Linked DNA regions of Homo sapiens: region 2 is linked to region 1. Evidence: chromatin contacts called from ENCODE Hi-C data. All regions are on one chromosome and are shown on one strand. Each heading gives the region's core, a stretch centred on a gene start or an enhancer-like site at or near the end of the contact. The rest is flanking DNA. Distances are from core to core; before and after follow the strand shown. Region 1 overlaps STAP1 (signal transducing adaptor family member 1). Region 2 holds the start of UGT2B17 (UDP glucuronosyltransferase family 2 member B17).

Region 1 (7,922 bases), core at 1,606-4,105:
GAATCTGTGTTTAACTGACTCTAATAAACACAGTTTTTATATCCTTTTAAATTACTAGAGAACATGGTGCTCCTTGGGAGGCTGGTTATCAAAGAACGTCATGTTTCCAAGGCAATTGCTACAGTGGCTTTATCTAAAATAATGGACATTATCTTACTGCAAGAGTTAACTCTAAGCAGTAGATCTTACTATTTGCCTCTGATAAAACACCACAGAGTTGAACAGATAAGCATCCTGTTGTTTTAAGACTCACTGAAGAAATGTTTAAAGGTGAGTTTTCATTTTTATGGTCTCTCCCTGTTACATTGTCTATGTTATTTATAAAATTCATCTTGGCTAGTATTCTATAAATATGTATTAAATAAATAAAAAAGAAATCAGAGGCCGGGCACAGTGGCTCACACCTGTAATCCCAGCACTTTCGGAGGCCGAGGCCGGCAGATCACTTGAGGCCAGGAGTTCCAAACCAGCCTGGCCAACATGATGAAACCTCATCTCTACTAAAAATACAGAAATTAGCTGGGCATGATGGTGCATGCCTGTAATCCCAGCTACTTGAGAGGCTGAAGCAGGAGAATCACTTGAACTCTGGAGGTGGAGGTTGCAGTGAGCCAAATTATGCCACTGCACTCCAGCCTGGGTGACATAGTGAGACCTCATCTCAAAAAAAAAAAAAAAAGAAAGAAAGAAAGAAAAGAAAAGAAATTGGAATGTATTTTCAAACATGCTGTATTAGCTACAAATATCAGAATATACAAAGGACCACTGAGTCAAACAGATAAGACCAAAAAGTAGATCTCCTTTACCACCCGTTACTCCCTAGCGAATTGCCTTGTTTATTTTCTTCATAACAATTGTCACAATGTGAAATGATCATCTGTTTACTTGTTTACTTTCTCCCTCTCCACCACCTGATGAAAATATAATGTTCATAAGTAAGTGCAAGAGTTTAGGTCTATCTTTTTCAATTGCTATATCTTCAGCCACTTTCACTCTGCATGGATCATAGGGTGTTCAGCAGATATTTGTTGAAAAAAAAAAAGAATCAATCAAAAGCAGTGAGCTTCCTACCTCTGTTACTGTAAGAATGAAGCCTCTCCATTCTTCCCCACTTTCTGTGTTCTCTGTCTAAAGTTGAAGACAAAAACAGATAAAGCCAAAGAAGGAAATACATGAGTGATTGAGCATAAAATAAATAATTATGACTGAGCCTAAAAAATAATTCATTTTCTTTTTTTGGCTTAGAACTACTAATGTGTATTTTTTATGAAATATTTCAATACTATTTTCTTTTGTCAGAAGACATACAGCTGTAATCTGTTTGCTTACTTAAAACAAATGAACATGTACAAATTTACTCAAAAAAATTAAATGTTAGAAAACTTACTTTTGCAGTATGTCAATTCACAGTTACTCTCTCCATTAGCAGTTAAAATGGACTGGCTTTAAATTCAGGACAACCAAATTTGATAGTAGAAACTTCCAATTCTTAGCTGTAAATACTAGTACTATGTTATTACTAATAATAACAATACCAGGTCAGGGTTGGTAGCTCATGCGTGTAGTCTCAGCACTTTGGGAGGCTGAGGTGGGAGGATCACTTGAGCTCAGGGGTTTGAGACAGCCTGGGCAACATGGTGAAACCATGTCTCTACAAAAAATACAAAAAATTAGCCTGTTGTGGTGGTGTCAGCTACTTGAGAGGCTAAGGTGAGAAAGTTGCTTGAGCCTGGGAGGTCAAGACTGCAGCCAACATATTTTGAGCACTTTTAGTGGTAGCTACTATTTTAAGCACTTCACAGGTATTACTTGATTTAACCTTCAAGGCAACTTGGCAAAAGGTCTTATTATTTTTGCTTGTTTGATTGTTTTATAGATTTGTTCATTTAACAGATATTTACTAAGTACCTTTAAGTGCTAAGCACTATTCTACACACTGGTTTATATTAGGGAACGAAAAAAAAACCTTGTTCTCATGGAGTTTAGAGTCTAGCAAGGAATGATAAATAATAAACATAATAGTAAATTTTATAGTGTCGAAAAGAAAGAAATGAGAAAAATTAAAGGTACAGCAGGGTAAGAGAGATTAGGAGTCCAACTAGGGGCATAGGAGAGGAGAAAAACGTTGCCACTGTAATAAAGTGCTCCAGGTAGGCCTTGGTGAGGGGGTTTCATCTGAGAGGAGACTTACTTCCGGGTGAAGAAACAAAGACACAAAAAGGGTAAGTAACTTGCCTATAATCACAATGAATGAATAACTAATAAAACAGCCCAAATTCAGACCCAAGTATCTGACACCAGTCTTGTGCTCTTCACTATCATATCTGCAAATCATCCGGGGAGCTTGCTTAAAATATAGGTTTTGAGTTGGGGGATGGGGGTCCGATCTCCTTAGTACAGGCGATTCCTATTACACGGAAGTTCAGACCAGTGCTTTTCAAGGTCAATCAGTAATCTCCCAGGAAAAGTCTCCGAGTATATCTTATTTAATACAAGTTGTTCTCTTTATGTTATTACCGTGGTTACTGGGTGACTTTTATTGGCTCATTTTGAATGCTGATTCAAGAACAACCTTAGCAAACACCAGGTGGGATCCTTGACTTTGTCAGAGGGCAGGAGTATCTGGTTTCGTGGCGCTTGTATGCTAAACAAGTGAACACGTCTTTTTAAATTCCAATTCAGAAAACTAGGTCTTGGCCAGACGCAAGCAAAAATATTAACAAAGTGTAAGACTTAGCCTGTCTTACAATTTCTCTTTACTTCAGCCACTGGATGTGAAGAATGTTATTTATAACCACAACCCTTTACAGACTACTGTTTCTCCTCGCTCACCTTCAGTTGTACTTCCTCTTTCGGCAAAACAAGGGTGAATTTCGCACAGTTCTTTTCAGTTGAATTCTGCTCAGTAAGGCATGTGAGGTCTACTATGTCTAATTTGTCAACATACTGCAAAGATAAAGGAAGATCACATTACATTATTTCATGGGTAATACACATTAGTTCTAGCAGGAAGCAAAATAAGTAATATCTTCCTTTCAACTAATTAGTACTTTGTATGATATCCTGGTTTTCCTAATCCCAGAGGACATGTGGAAATGTATTATGTGGTGGTGTGCTGAACCTGGCTCACACAGGTTTGCAAAAGCCAATTGTTAAATTTTCAGGAATTTTGCAAGCAAGTTGTTAAACACAGCCATTATTTTAAAAATCGAATTATATAAACATACCAGTAAATAAATTATATTCAAAGCAAAGGTAATTAAAACAAAATTTGTTACATTCTATTTCTATATTTTACTGTTCTCTATGTTCTTAAGGTTATTTACATCTTCATTTCTGGATGGTGAAAATACCATATAATACTGTGCTACTGTGCTTTTCTTCCCAACTACATGCTCCGTGAGGTCATACTGTTAGGTTGAAATCAGCCACAGTGAGAGTATTTTACACCATGCAAATTGGTAAACCTTACAAATCAAGCTTGATTTATTATTTTGTTGATGTCCAGGGGCAGCACTTTTTTTCTGCAAAAGGCCAAACAGTACCATACTTCAGGCACACATACAGCCTGTTGTACATTCTTCGTTTTTGTTTTTTTCTTTAGAAACACTTTAAACATATAGAGACATTCTTAGCTCAAAAACTGAAGAAAATCAGGCCATAGGCCAGATTTGGCCCATCATCCAGATTATTGGCCCTTGGTGTAGGCTTTAAAAAGTAAAGGAAAAAATGTTAATATGCAGATGAGATAGGTTTGTTGTGTCTGAATCTGTTTCACTCTAAATAGAACAAAAATTGACAAAATATTCTTCCAGAATTCAAAAACTATTATCTAATTCAGCAAAGAAATTGCTCACATTTATTGATTTTAATACATACATGATGTTTTGACATACATCATTTTACTTTCTTTTTACTCATTAATGTAAATGAAAATATTAGAAAATATTCATGTCAAATATCATATTTAATGATAATAAATTTATTATGGAAAGAGCAGATTTAAATACCATTTAAATCTCCATTTGTCAAATTATGATCGAATTACATTGACAGTTGGTTACCAATGCAAGAGTTAGGCAAAAATCAAGGAAAGCATTCTGTGAGAATCAATTGTCTGTATGGACATTACAATAAAGACTATTGTGTATTTTTCTAATTGTGTACTATACATTGTTCATATCAGTAATATTTATAACAAGTTTATGTATATATATATTCATACTTTTTTCCAGAAAGCTATTCAGCATTTACTGCACACCACTGATTATGGCAATCCTATTAAGAAATTCCTATCCTATCCAAGTATAATAAAAATATTTCTTCTGAGAAATTGGTCAATTTCCACTCTCTATATGCAACGGGCTTGCCTTCTAGTAGTAGAAAGAACTACCTGTAGTAAGTATAGTAGGGTTTTTATGATATATATATTTTTACTAAATTAGCCTCATTCTTGAGTTCTTTTTATCTCCTTTTATGTTTCTTTCAATTGTAGCCAATATGACTTATTTTACTGTATATCTGTAAGTCTTATTTTTCTGAGTAAAGTAGGACATAAAAATAGGTATATAATTTTTTTCCAAAGCTATTTCTATATTGATGAGTTTGAGAGAAAGTTCGAGTTGGCCTAGTTATTTTCAATTTAACCATTCCACAATGTATATATATTTTAAAACATCATGATAAACAATTTTATATGTCAATTTTAAAAATAAATACATTCAAAAAATATGGAAGGGAGGTTCAAAGGAAGAAAGAATCTAAAATTAAACAGAAATCTTTTTTCTGAGGGATTGTCTAGATCAAGCTCAGTGAGTTTTGCTGCAACAAAGGAGGAAGCAACAGAGGAAGAGGTGGCAGTTAGTTAGAGTGCAGTAGCCTGATCCATTGATTAGAGGAAAGGAAGTCATATCTTTTTGTTTTTATTTGTATCTTGTGAAGAGGCTTAAAGGTCATCTGTCTAACCTCACTGACATCTGATGGCATCTCTGCCAGGGTATCCTTTCATTAGTCATCCAGTCTGTGTTCAAACATCTCTAACATGGAACTCATGCCTCCTGAGCACCTCTGCCTACTAGCAAGTTTTTTCTTGTATTAAGCCACAACTTTCCTCCAATTTTCATCCATTGTCCTAATCTCTTCTTTCTGGAATAACATGAAACAAATTCAGTGACCCTTTCACACGACTTCCTGACAGCCTTTCAAATATTTAAAGCCAGCTTTAAATTCTTCCCTTTTGTAAGACAAAAATCTACACTTCTCACCTTGTCTATCCCAGTGCTTTCTTCTGAGACTATCACTTTAAAAAGTTCCCAAAAGGTCTGTATACTCTTAACAAAAATTGGTAGATGGGCAATTCTGAGACATTTCACTAGAACAATTTCCTCATGGCATGGTGATGAAGAAGGCTGGCTTAGGAGCAAGACCTGGATTGTACCTTTCGTATTACCTATCTAACCTTGTACAATTCTTAATCTTTAAACTTCACTAATCTCATCTATAAAGCCGGAATTAAAATAGCACCCATTCTGCAGAGTTGTGAGACTTAAATTAGGCAATGCATGTAAAATGCCTGAATGCTTACTATGTGCCAGCTACTCTCTTAGGTCCTTACATGTACTATCTCATTTAGTTATTTTGAGAACCTTATAAAATGGACTACTATTTTTATTCTGATTTTAGAGATTTGAAGACTGTGTTGGAGATCTTTTGTTTGCTCTTTTAGATTCACTTTTATTCCTTCACCACCCAACACTCTGCGGCAGGAGAGAGACCTGTATGGACAACATCAAGGGGCTCCGTACCCTTTGAGTTCCTATTGGGTTGGACCACTGGAGAACAGTGGCAGGAGATCAGAAGAGTGAGGGTGGGTATTTATTACCATAAGCAGTTGCTCCCTCAGTCAAAGATCATACTCTCCTTAAGGCAGTCATCTCCATACAATTCACACTACTTTCCCACTCTTTCCTCTGAGTCCTAGGCATGGTAATGAACACTGTTTTAACCTCAGGATTCTGTACTATCTTTGTAATTTTCCTACACCCTGTTCACTGCTTTGCATATTTATTAAAACTTTATTAAATTCTCTTCAAATTGCCCAATTTGAGATGTCTTCTGTTTCCTACCAGTTTCCTGTCTGATAACACTGAGACACAGAGAGGTGGGGTAACTGGCCCAAGATTCTGCAGTTAACAGTGGCAGGGCTAGGACAAACACCCAGGCAGGCTGTCTGAAGAGACCAGGCTCTCGATTATTAAGCTTTACTGCCTCTTGCCATGTAGTAAGTGAGCAAAAATTGTTAGCTCTCTCACTTACTGTGCAATAGAAAAGGTTAGAATAAAAGCTCTTTTACATTTACTGACATCAGTGGGAAATTGGAATGCACAAAAGAGAAATTAATTTTGTAAAATTTATTATGGCATTTGAAAACATTCTACATTACACAGGTTATTTTTCTGTCTCTTTCATTAGATGTTGGCTTCTAATAATGATGTTCTAATTATTAGATGGGCTACTATATCCAGATCCAGAATGTTTATATTTAATCAAGTTACTGGCTCATAAAGTCTCTTATAGTGTTCCAAGGTAGGTAAGCATTTGCCACTAAAATACTATATCTTATTCCTGGAAGAACTGAAACATACAATCAAAATTTGAAATTAATATGAATAAATAAACCTCAGAATCCCTTTATTGTTATTCTCATGTTTAAGCCTTTAGAAGTCCTGCTTTGTGAATATGTTTTTGTCTTTTCAGAAAAATTAAATAATGGCTTTGCATGCTCTGGAGATCATTTTGTTCCTTTCCAATTATAACTGCATGCTACAGCAAGATAAAAAGTGGGAGAAATTGAAGCTATCACTTGGTATTAAGCAATATATGTGCAGATGTCTTGTCAAAAATTTTCACTTTTTAACTAAGTTTAGTTATCAGAATCAGAAAGAAAATAATGAAAAGTAAAAAACATGAGTCAATATCTTCTTCGGAATTGCCCAGGAAAATTTACCATCGTTCCTGTGATCATTGGCGGCCCCCACAGATTTAAACTTTATTTTTTGAATTAATTTTACCAGAGCATCTTTATTCTTGGATGGCAGAAAATCCAAAATGAATAATATGCTATGTGACAAGGGTATATTGGGAAACAATGGAATCAGCTCAACATATTTACTTACTATTATACTCTTTTTGTCGGTATAAAAGAAAAGAGTAGTTCCTCTCAACTCTGTCCAGTAATGCTCATACTCCTGTGGGAAAGAAACCATAAACATTATTTCATTAGTGTATATTCAACTATTTTTCTAATAATATTATCCTTTGTAACTTTCTTAATTGCTTGTGTGATATAAGAAGTCTTCTTTATCCTGGATAATTCTAATTTTTATAGCTTAATTTTACATTTAATTCTTTTCATTTTTTGAGATAGGTTCTCTGGTCTCAATATGTCCCCCAGGCTGGACTCTCCAACTCCTAGGCTCAAGCAATTCTTCTGCCTCAGCTTCCCCTCCAAGTAGCTGGGACTACAGGCATATGCCACCATACCTGGCTTAACATTTTATTTCCTTCCTCCCTCCCTCCTTTCTTCCTCCCTCCTTTCTCCCTTCCTTCCTTCCTTCCTTTCTCTTTCTTTCTTTCTTTCCTTCTCTCTTTTTCTTTTCTTTTCTTTCTTTTTTCAGAGTCTTGCTCTGTTACCCAGGCTGGAGCGTAGTGGTACAATCATGGCTCACTGCAGCCTTGAACTCCTGGGCTCAAGCAATCCTCCCACTCCAGCCTCCAGAGTAGCTAGGACTACAGGCCCATGCCACCACTTGATTAAATCATTCTCAAGTTTATTTTAGTATAACATTTCAGATAAGGATATACAATCATGTGCCACAAAAAGATCTTTTGGTGGATGACAAACCGCCTATATGATAGTGGTC
Region 2 (7,922 bases), core at 3,901-6,400, 1.0 Mb before region 1:
GAGTCTGGTAAGGGTGGAGGCCCCAAGACAAAATTTTGGTCATACATGATTTCAAAGGGACTATAAAAAGAGTGTGCTTTTGGTGTTGTGCAAAGTCTTATGAGGGCGAAAGGGAGATTTTTTTTGTCCACGACTGTTGGGTTTCTACAGCCAGCTTGGTGAGTTGGGCTTTAAAGACAGAGTTAATTTTTCTAACTTCGCCTGAAGATTGAGGCCTGTAGGGTGTGTGGAGAGCTTACTTTATTCTTAAGGATGTAGAGATGCCTCGGGTAATTTGGCTGATGAAGGCAGGACTGTTATCAGACTGGATGGATGTTGGGAGTCCAAAACGGGGAATTGCAGGTATGCATGATGAGTTTGTGCGATGACAGTTGCACCTTCTGAAGTTGTTGGGAATTCTTCTACCTACCCAGAGAAAGTACAGACAAGGACTAGAAGACTTGTCTTATGACAGGAGTATTGTTTGCAGTTAGGAAACCCCGTTCTTTCCAGATGGATGAGTGTGAGTGCACTACGTGGAGCGCATAATGAGAATTTGAATAAATTGATCTGTTTTCCGGATGCTAGAGTGAGAGCTGGAGTGAGGGCATTGAATTCAGCTTTTTGGGAGGTGGTGCCTAAGAGGAGCGGATTGGCTTCAATAGTGTTGGGGGGTGACACTATAGCATAGCCCCCATGTCAGTGTCCTTGATGTAGGAAGGAGCTGCCATGTACAAACCAAATAAAGGAGGCATCTGGAAGGGATTGGTCTGTTAGGTATGGAAAAGGTATAAGAAAGGTTTGAACAGTATTCACACAGAAGAGTGTAGAGTCTTGGGCAGTTGTAGCTTCAGGTAAGAGCATGGACAGGTTTAGATGGGAGGTGGTTAGCATGGTGATGTGGGGAGTTTCTATGAATAGAGCATACAGCTGGAGGAGCCGTGGGGCAGAGAAAAGACTTAGTACACTGCGGTGAGCTAACATGTCTTTGATGTTATGGGTTGAATAAACTGTTAGGTTGGCATGAAGAGATAGTATTAGGCTTTTAAGAGTGAGGAGAGCAGCTGCCACCAATGCTCAGGGGCAGGCAGGCCATCCAAGAACTGTGGTCTCAAGCTCTTTAGGGAGGTAGGCAACAACCTGGCCGGGTGGGCCCCTTAGACTGGGTTAGAACACCTAGTGCAACTCCACGCCATTCATCAGTATAAAGGGAGAAAGGTTTGGTGAAGTCTGGGAGAGTGAGGATGGGGGCTGAGATGAGAGACTTTTGGAGTAGATGGAAAGGTTGGGTAATAGGCTGTGCAGGTTTTAAAGGCTCATAGAGAGGGACTTTAACAGCTTCGTATAATTTTTTGGCAAGTAAAGCGAAGGAGGAAACCCAGAGCCTAAAATATCCCGCTAATCCTGGAAAAGAGAGAATTTCTTGCTTAGTTTGTGGAGGCGGGAGGGACTGAAGGAGGGAATATGTGGTCTGTTGTGAGCCCTTGCGTTCAGGAGTGAGAGCTAGGCCTAGATAGGTGACTGGGGGGTGCATATTTGGGCTTTCTTAGGGGAGACCTGATACCCCTGTTCTGCCAAGAGGTTTAAAAGAGAGATAGTATGTATGGGTGTTGCAGTCTCTTTGAGAGGGGCTACACAGGAGCAGATTATTAACATATTAAAGAAGAGAGGATGATTTTAGGGATAAAGTACAGAAGTTACTAGCAAGGGCCTGTCCAAAAAGGTGGGGGCTGTCTCTAAAACCTTGAGGTAGTACACACGAGGTGAGCTGACCTGAAAGGTGGGTGTCGGGGTTCTCCCAGGTAAAGGCAAAGAGATTTTGGGAATCAGGGTGTAAAGGAATTGTGAAAAAGCATCATTTAGGTTTAGAACAGAAAAATGGGTGGTATTCGAGGGAAGTGAGGAAAGTAAAGTATATGGGTTAGAAACTACTGGACACACTGGGAGTACAGCTTGGTTAATGAGCCTGAGGTCCTGGACTAAGTGATAAGTTCCATCTGGCTTTTTAACAGGTAGAACTGATGTGTTAAAAGGAGAGTTTGTTGGGCAGAGTAGGTGACTGGTGAGGAGGAGAGAAATGATAGGCTTTAGGCCTATGAGAGCTGCTTGGGGGATGAGATACTGCTTCTGTGATAGGAACGGGGTGGGCTCTTTAAGGGTGATGTGGATGGGGGTGTGGTGCTCTGTGACCGAGGGTGTGGAAGTATCCCAAACAGTGGGGTTAACTACAGGTGCGGGATAAGGAAAAGTTGCATGCTTCAGGGTGGGAGGTCGGAGGAGTAGAAGAAAGTTAGAAGCCTGTTAGAAGCCTTGGAGGGGTCTGGGTTGATGTGTTGGGTACTATGGGGAATGTGGAAGTGGAGAGTAGTGTGGAGTTTTGAAAGAATATCTCTGCCTAGGAGCAGAGCTGGGCATGAAGGCAGGACTAAGAAAGAGTGACTGAAGGAAAAGGTGTGCAGGGAGCAGAAAAGTGGAGGGGGGTCTTGGGGTTTGGAGACTTGTCCATTGATTCCCACAACAGAGACTTGGGAGGACTGGGTGGGTCCTGAAAATTTAGGTAAAGCAGAGTAGGTTGCCCCAATATTAATTAAAAAAAAAATACTGGCCTATCTGCCAACATCAAGGTTATCCTTGGCTCAGATGAAGCAATGGTAGTTGCTGGGGCATCTGTTCCAGGGCACTGTCAGTCTTCAGCGGCAAGGCTGATGAGATCCTAGTAGGAGGTTTTGGCCGGCTGGGGCAGGGATGGGGGCGGTCCTTGCTGGGGCACCTCACAGTCTGACTTCCAGTGGGGTCCTCCGCAGAGAGGGCACAGCCTGGTGGGCTTACCTGGGTTTGGGCATTGCCTGGACCAGTGGCCTTCATTGCCACACTTGAAACAGGTGCCAGGGGGAGGTGGATTGCTAGGAGGCATCTGTGTGGAGCTGCAGCCTGTGGGCCTGCAGGGCCCGTGATGGTGGAGGCAAGCATTTGAAACTCTGTCTTTTTTTTTTTTCTTTTACTTTCCTCGTTATAACTGTTAAAGACTTTGAAGACTAAATTAAGAAGGTGTCATTGTGGGGTTTCAGGGCCATTGTCAAGCTTCTGAATCTTGCACCAAATATCAGGGGTAGATTGGATGAGGAACCAAAGGTTTAAAATAGTGATTCCTTCTGGGTTGGCTGGGTCTAGGTTGGTATATTTTCTCATGGCTTCAGTTAAACAAGAGAGAAAAAAGGCTGGGTTTCTGTCAGGACCTTGGGTGATTTCTGAAAGGTTTTTATAGTTTACCACTTTATGGGCACCCTTTTTGAGTCCTGCAAGGAGATACACAATCATGTGGTCTTGATGGCAGTGTCCAGAGGCCCTGTCTTGATAATCCTGGTGGGGCTCCTGGTTGGGGACTGCCTCCGTGCCAGTAGGCTGGGCAGGAGCTTGATGATGAATTGTATTAGCATGCTCCTGAACCAGGGTCCAAATATGGTCCCTGTCTTCTGGGGTGAGGGTGGAAGAGAGGATAAGTAGAAGGTGAGGGTGGAAGACAGGATAAGTAGAGGTCATACCAGGTTAGTGCATAAGACTGGGTAAGGTACTGAAACTCCCTAATATAAGAGGTAGGGTCTTCTGGAAATGAACTGAGTCTTGTTAGTTTGAGAGATCAGTGAAGGAGAAGGGAACATGAACTCTAACAATACCTTCAGTTCCTGCTACTTCCTGAAGGGGGCATTCTAGCACCCGCACTGAAGTATGGGTGCAGCGTGGGCCAAAGATGGTGCCCAAGCTGGTATGGACAGGAGAGAAGAAAGAAGCCAGAAGGGGTTCCTGCTGAGGGTTTGAAGGGGGAAGGCGGGTTGAGTTGACAGGCAGTGGAGGATACATAGGGGTGTAAGGTGGCTTGATGGGTTTACAGGCTTCAGGAGAGGGCAGTGAGGAAGGAGACTGAGTACAGGCAATGCTAGAGTTTTCCTGAGGAGAGGACGGTGTAGAAAAAGAAGTGGGTACTTTTGGAGGTGATGCCGGCTGGGAAGATGGTGGCTGGGAAGATGGTGACTGCGAAGACAATGAGAAAGCTTGGGGAGTTATAGAAGATGGTTGAGACGTGGGGGTAGGGGCTGGGAGGGGTGGACAGCAGTCTGCTGGATCCAACAAGGAAAAAGAGGTAGGGTCAGGAGGAGAAAGGTTATGAGGGCGGTGAGAATGAAGGATTTGAACAGGTAAGCAAGAATTGCAGAAGTCAGGTTGTGATCTGAGTGCAAAAAGGCCTGGAACAAGGAATTTCTCCCCATTTTTCCAGTCATCGGCAATAATTGCTTTAACCAGTTAAAATTGTAAAGTCAAGTGTTTCATTTGCTGGCCATTTGGACCCGTTATCTAATTCATACTGCGGCCAGGTTTTATTGTATAAAAAAGACAAGGCGCTTAGGGTGGGTATCTTGCCTGAGGCCTAAGGTTTGCAGATTTTTTATGAGGCAGTCTGGAGGGCTGTTTTTTGGAATGGAGGATGGGGAGTTTTCCATATCAAAGGGTAGGCTCTGGAGAACAGGGAAAAAGAAGACTGTCCTGGACAGCTGGAGGAAGACAATAAAAGGAGCTATTATCACCTCTGCCTTTTTGGTTCCTGGAACGGAATCAAATGGCTTAGAGGCGTCCCCCTAAGACCAGATGATCAGGGAGTGCCTGGCACATACTGGAGCCTTCTTGGATCAGTGTTGGATTTTGGGACAGGAGAAACCAAGAGAGGTCATGCAGATTTTCCCCTGTTAACTGGGCTCCCAGGGAAGCCTAACAGTAGGCGAGATCAGTGACCAATGTGCATGTGAAGGAAGAGAAAGACCTTCTCATATTATTTTATATTGTTTTTCACTCAGTACATGTTTAAGAAAAAACAACAAGGAAGTAAAACCAAAGACAGGCAGCCCAAACGCCAGGACTGAAACTATGCCTGGGCCTGCCTGGCCTAAACTTAGTAGTTAAAACTCAACTCATAACTTAGAAACCAATGTTATTCATAGATTCCAGACATGTATAGAAGAACATTGTGAAACTCCCTGCCCTGTTCTGTTTCTCTCTGACCACCAGTGCATGCAGCCCCTGTCACATACCCACTGCTTGCTCAAATCAATCACGACCCTTTCATGTGAAATCTTTAGTGTAGTGAGCCCTTAAAAAGGACAGAAATTGTGCACTCGGGGAGCTCAGATTTTAAGGCAGTATCTTGCCAATGTTCCCAGCTGAATAAAGCCCTTCCTTCTACAACTCGATGTCTGAGAGGTTTTGTCTGTGGCTCGTCCTGCTACATTTCTTGGCTCCCTGACCCAGAAGCAAGGTGACTGACGGAAGGCTGAGGCAGCCCCTTAGGTGGCTTAAGCCTGCCCTGTGGAGCATCCCTGTGGGGTACTCCGGGCAGCCTGAGTGATGAGATCCAAAGAGCGCTCCTGGGTAGGAAATTGCCCCAGTGGAACACCTCACCAGATCAACACGTAGCAGGCCCCCGTGGAGGATTAACACAGTGGCTGAACACCGGGAAGGAACTGGCACTTGGAGTCTGGACATCTGGAACTTGGTAAGACTAGTCTTTTGAACTTGTCCCACTCCACCTGAGTAGAAGCATGGCCTGGTCACCCACGGTGTGCCTGTGTTGGCACCTTTGTTCTGGTTTTGACTTGGCTAGACTTGGTAGGACTAGTCTTTTGAACTTGCCCCACTCCACCTGAATGGAAGTGTAGCATAGCCTGATCACCCACGGTGTGCCTGTATTGGCACTTTTGATCTGGTTTTGACTTGACTTGAATTGCTGGATACTTTGGTTTTGGTTTTTGACCTGGCTTGGATTTCTGGATACTCTGATTTTGGTTTTGATTTTGGTTTGGTGTAAACTGAAATGTTTGTGTGTGCCCTTTTACCCGTTCTTTGTTTTGTGGTGTGTGTGTGCTGTGAGCATGGTGTTTTGTCTCAAAAAAACATAGATCAGGCACAAAGTAAGCCCACTGCACTGGGAACTATGATAATGAATTTCAAGAAAGGATTTAATAGAGACTATGGAGTCACTATGACTCCAGGAAAACTTAGAACTTTGTGTGAAATAGATTGGCCAGCATTAGAGGTAGGTTAGCCATCAGAAGGAAGCCTAGATAGGTCTTTTTAGTTTCTAAGGTATGGCACAAGGTAACCTGTAAGCCAAGGCACCCAGACCAGGTTCTGTACATAGACAGTTACAGCTGGTTTTAGACCCCTTCCCCCCACCCCCCCTCACAATAGTTAAGAGAACAGCAGCATAAGCAGCTGGCAGAGGCAAGGAAAGACCAGCAGAGAAAAAAAAAAAAAAGGCCATCTATACCAATTCTAAGTAAATTTAGACTAAACAAGGTCTTATTAATAGCAAAGGATAATTGAAATTTCAAACTTACAAGGTTTTCAACAAAAGCGAAGTTTGCTAAAAGTTGACAGTGTAACACATATTATGGTAACTTCTAATCTTGTGGCCTTAGACAGTCTAGTCCAAAGACATAAAGAAAGTTCACTTTTTAAAAAAAAGGAATGGTTATCTTCAAAAAAAAAAGGGGGGGGAGGAGGTAAAATTTATGTAAAAAGAGTGTTATATGGTAAATTCTTGTCCTGAAATAAATTAACTTGTTGTTTAAAGAGAAGAAAAAAATGTTTGTAATAAGTCAGAAAGTTGAGACATGTTGAAAAATTGTTGGCGAAAGTCGTGAAAAAAAGTTATAAAAAATTTTATGCAAAAAATGTTGCATAATTTAAAAGTAATAAGGCCTCCTGAGTGCTATTGAAGAAACAGTTTATGTGCAGGTGTATAAAAAAGTAAAATATAACTTTAATGAGAAGATTATAAGGAGGCATAAGAATGTGGATTTTTACCTACATTAAAAAGTCAAAAAAGAATTATTGTTTGAAAAGTTCAAGCAAGTTTTAAAATGTTAATTTAAAGAAAATTCTGTGTGTAAACTTATTAGCTAAAGTTAAAAAAGTATTATCCAGTTTTTCTGTGAACTAGACATGAAAGTAAAAATGCAACAGGTTTTTTCCTTAAAGCATCAACCTGCTCTTTAACAAAAATTGTAAAAGGTTAAACAGAGTCTATAAAATCTTACCTTATGGTCAACTATGAAAAATTGGATAAATATGTCTACAAGGTTTTATTAAAATTAAGTTTAATATTAATAACACACTAATATAAAAGTAAAATTTAGCTTATCTGGTATAAAAATCATACAAGAAACATTAAATATAAAATGATGTTTAGCTTTCTTTGGTCTAAAAACTAATAAAAATTAGTGCTAATGGAAATATTCATTTTACTAGAGGATCATAAAAGTTAAAGACTTAAAACAAACTTTAGCAATTAAGACAGTATATCAAGCTACAAATGCCTGGTTGAAATGGATCAAATATTCCAACTACACAATAAACAAAAGCAATTGTTATGCTTGTGCACATGGCAGGCCAGAGGCCCTAATTGTCCCCTTCCCACTACGGTGGTCCTCCAGTTCACCAGGTGTGGGCCTGATGGTAGCTCTTTTCCAGGATTCTACAGCCTGGAGTAATAAGTCATGCCAAGCTCTCTCTGCTATATCCTGAAGTCCCTGCCAGTCAGCCCCCAAGGGCCATCCAGCTTCTGTCTCTCAACACTAAGTTCACTTCCTGTCTCTCACGGCAGGGAGGAAACTTAGCATTCCTTGGAGACCTAAAAGGATGCAGTGAGCTTAAGAATTTTCAAGAGCTTATCAATCAATCAGCCCTTGTTCATCCCTGAGCAGATGTGTGGTAGTATTGTGGTGGACCTTTACTAGGCACTCTGCCAAATAACTAGAGTGGCATTTGTGCCTTAGTCCATTGGGCTATCCCTTTCACCCTGGCATTTCATCAACCAGAGGAAGGAAAAAATAATAATAACACATCGTAAAGTGAGAGGAGCCCCTTATAAGTCTTTCAACTCTCACATCTAT

Evidence for each region. Hi-C counts contacts between places; a loop is a spot of excess contacts on that map. Pooled maps may share reads with other maps.
Region 2: a loop to region 1 is called in a pooled map, with 4 times the contacts of the local background. The contact joins the promoter of UGT2B17 here to the enhancer-like site in region 1. A Hi-C loop is called at or near these places in 3 of 37 single-sample maps with no recorded cell type and 3 of 50 pooled maps.

The regions. Positions count from the first base shown.
Region 1 is chr4:67,570,409-67,578,330 of GRCh38, reverse strand. STAP1 (signal transducing adaptor family member 1) reads right to left here. Exons shown (of 9, transcript NM_012108.4): 2 at 7,176-7,247; 3 at 2,833-2,946; 4 at 1,072-1,128. Among named protein-coding and RNA genes, the nearest start is that of STAP1, 16 kb to the right of the region's middle. RefSeq lists silencers at 1,509-1,568, 2,726-3,020 and an enhancer at 2,643-2,722. Within about 2 kb of position 2,855, at least 5 of the 41 ENCODE cell types and tissues checked have a DNase peak (open chromatin) inside an H3K27ac peak, as active enhancers do.
Region 2 is chr4:68,573,550-68,581,471 of GRCh38, reverse strand. It overlaps UGT2B17 (UDP glucuronosyltransferase family 2 member B17), which reads left to right and starts at 5,150. Exons shown (of 7, transcript NM_001077.4): 1 at 5,150-5,521.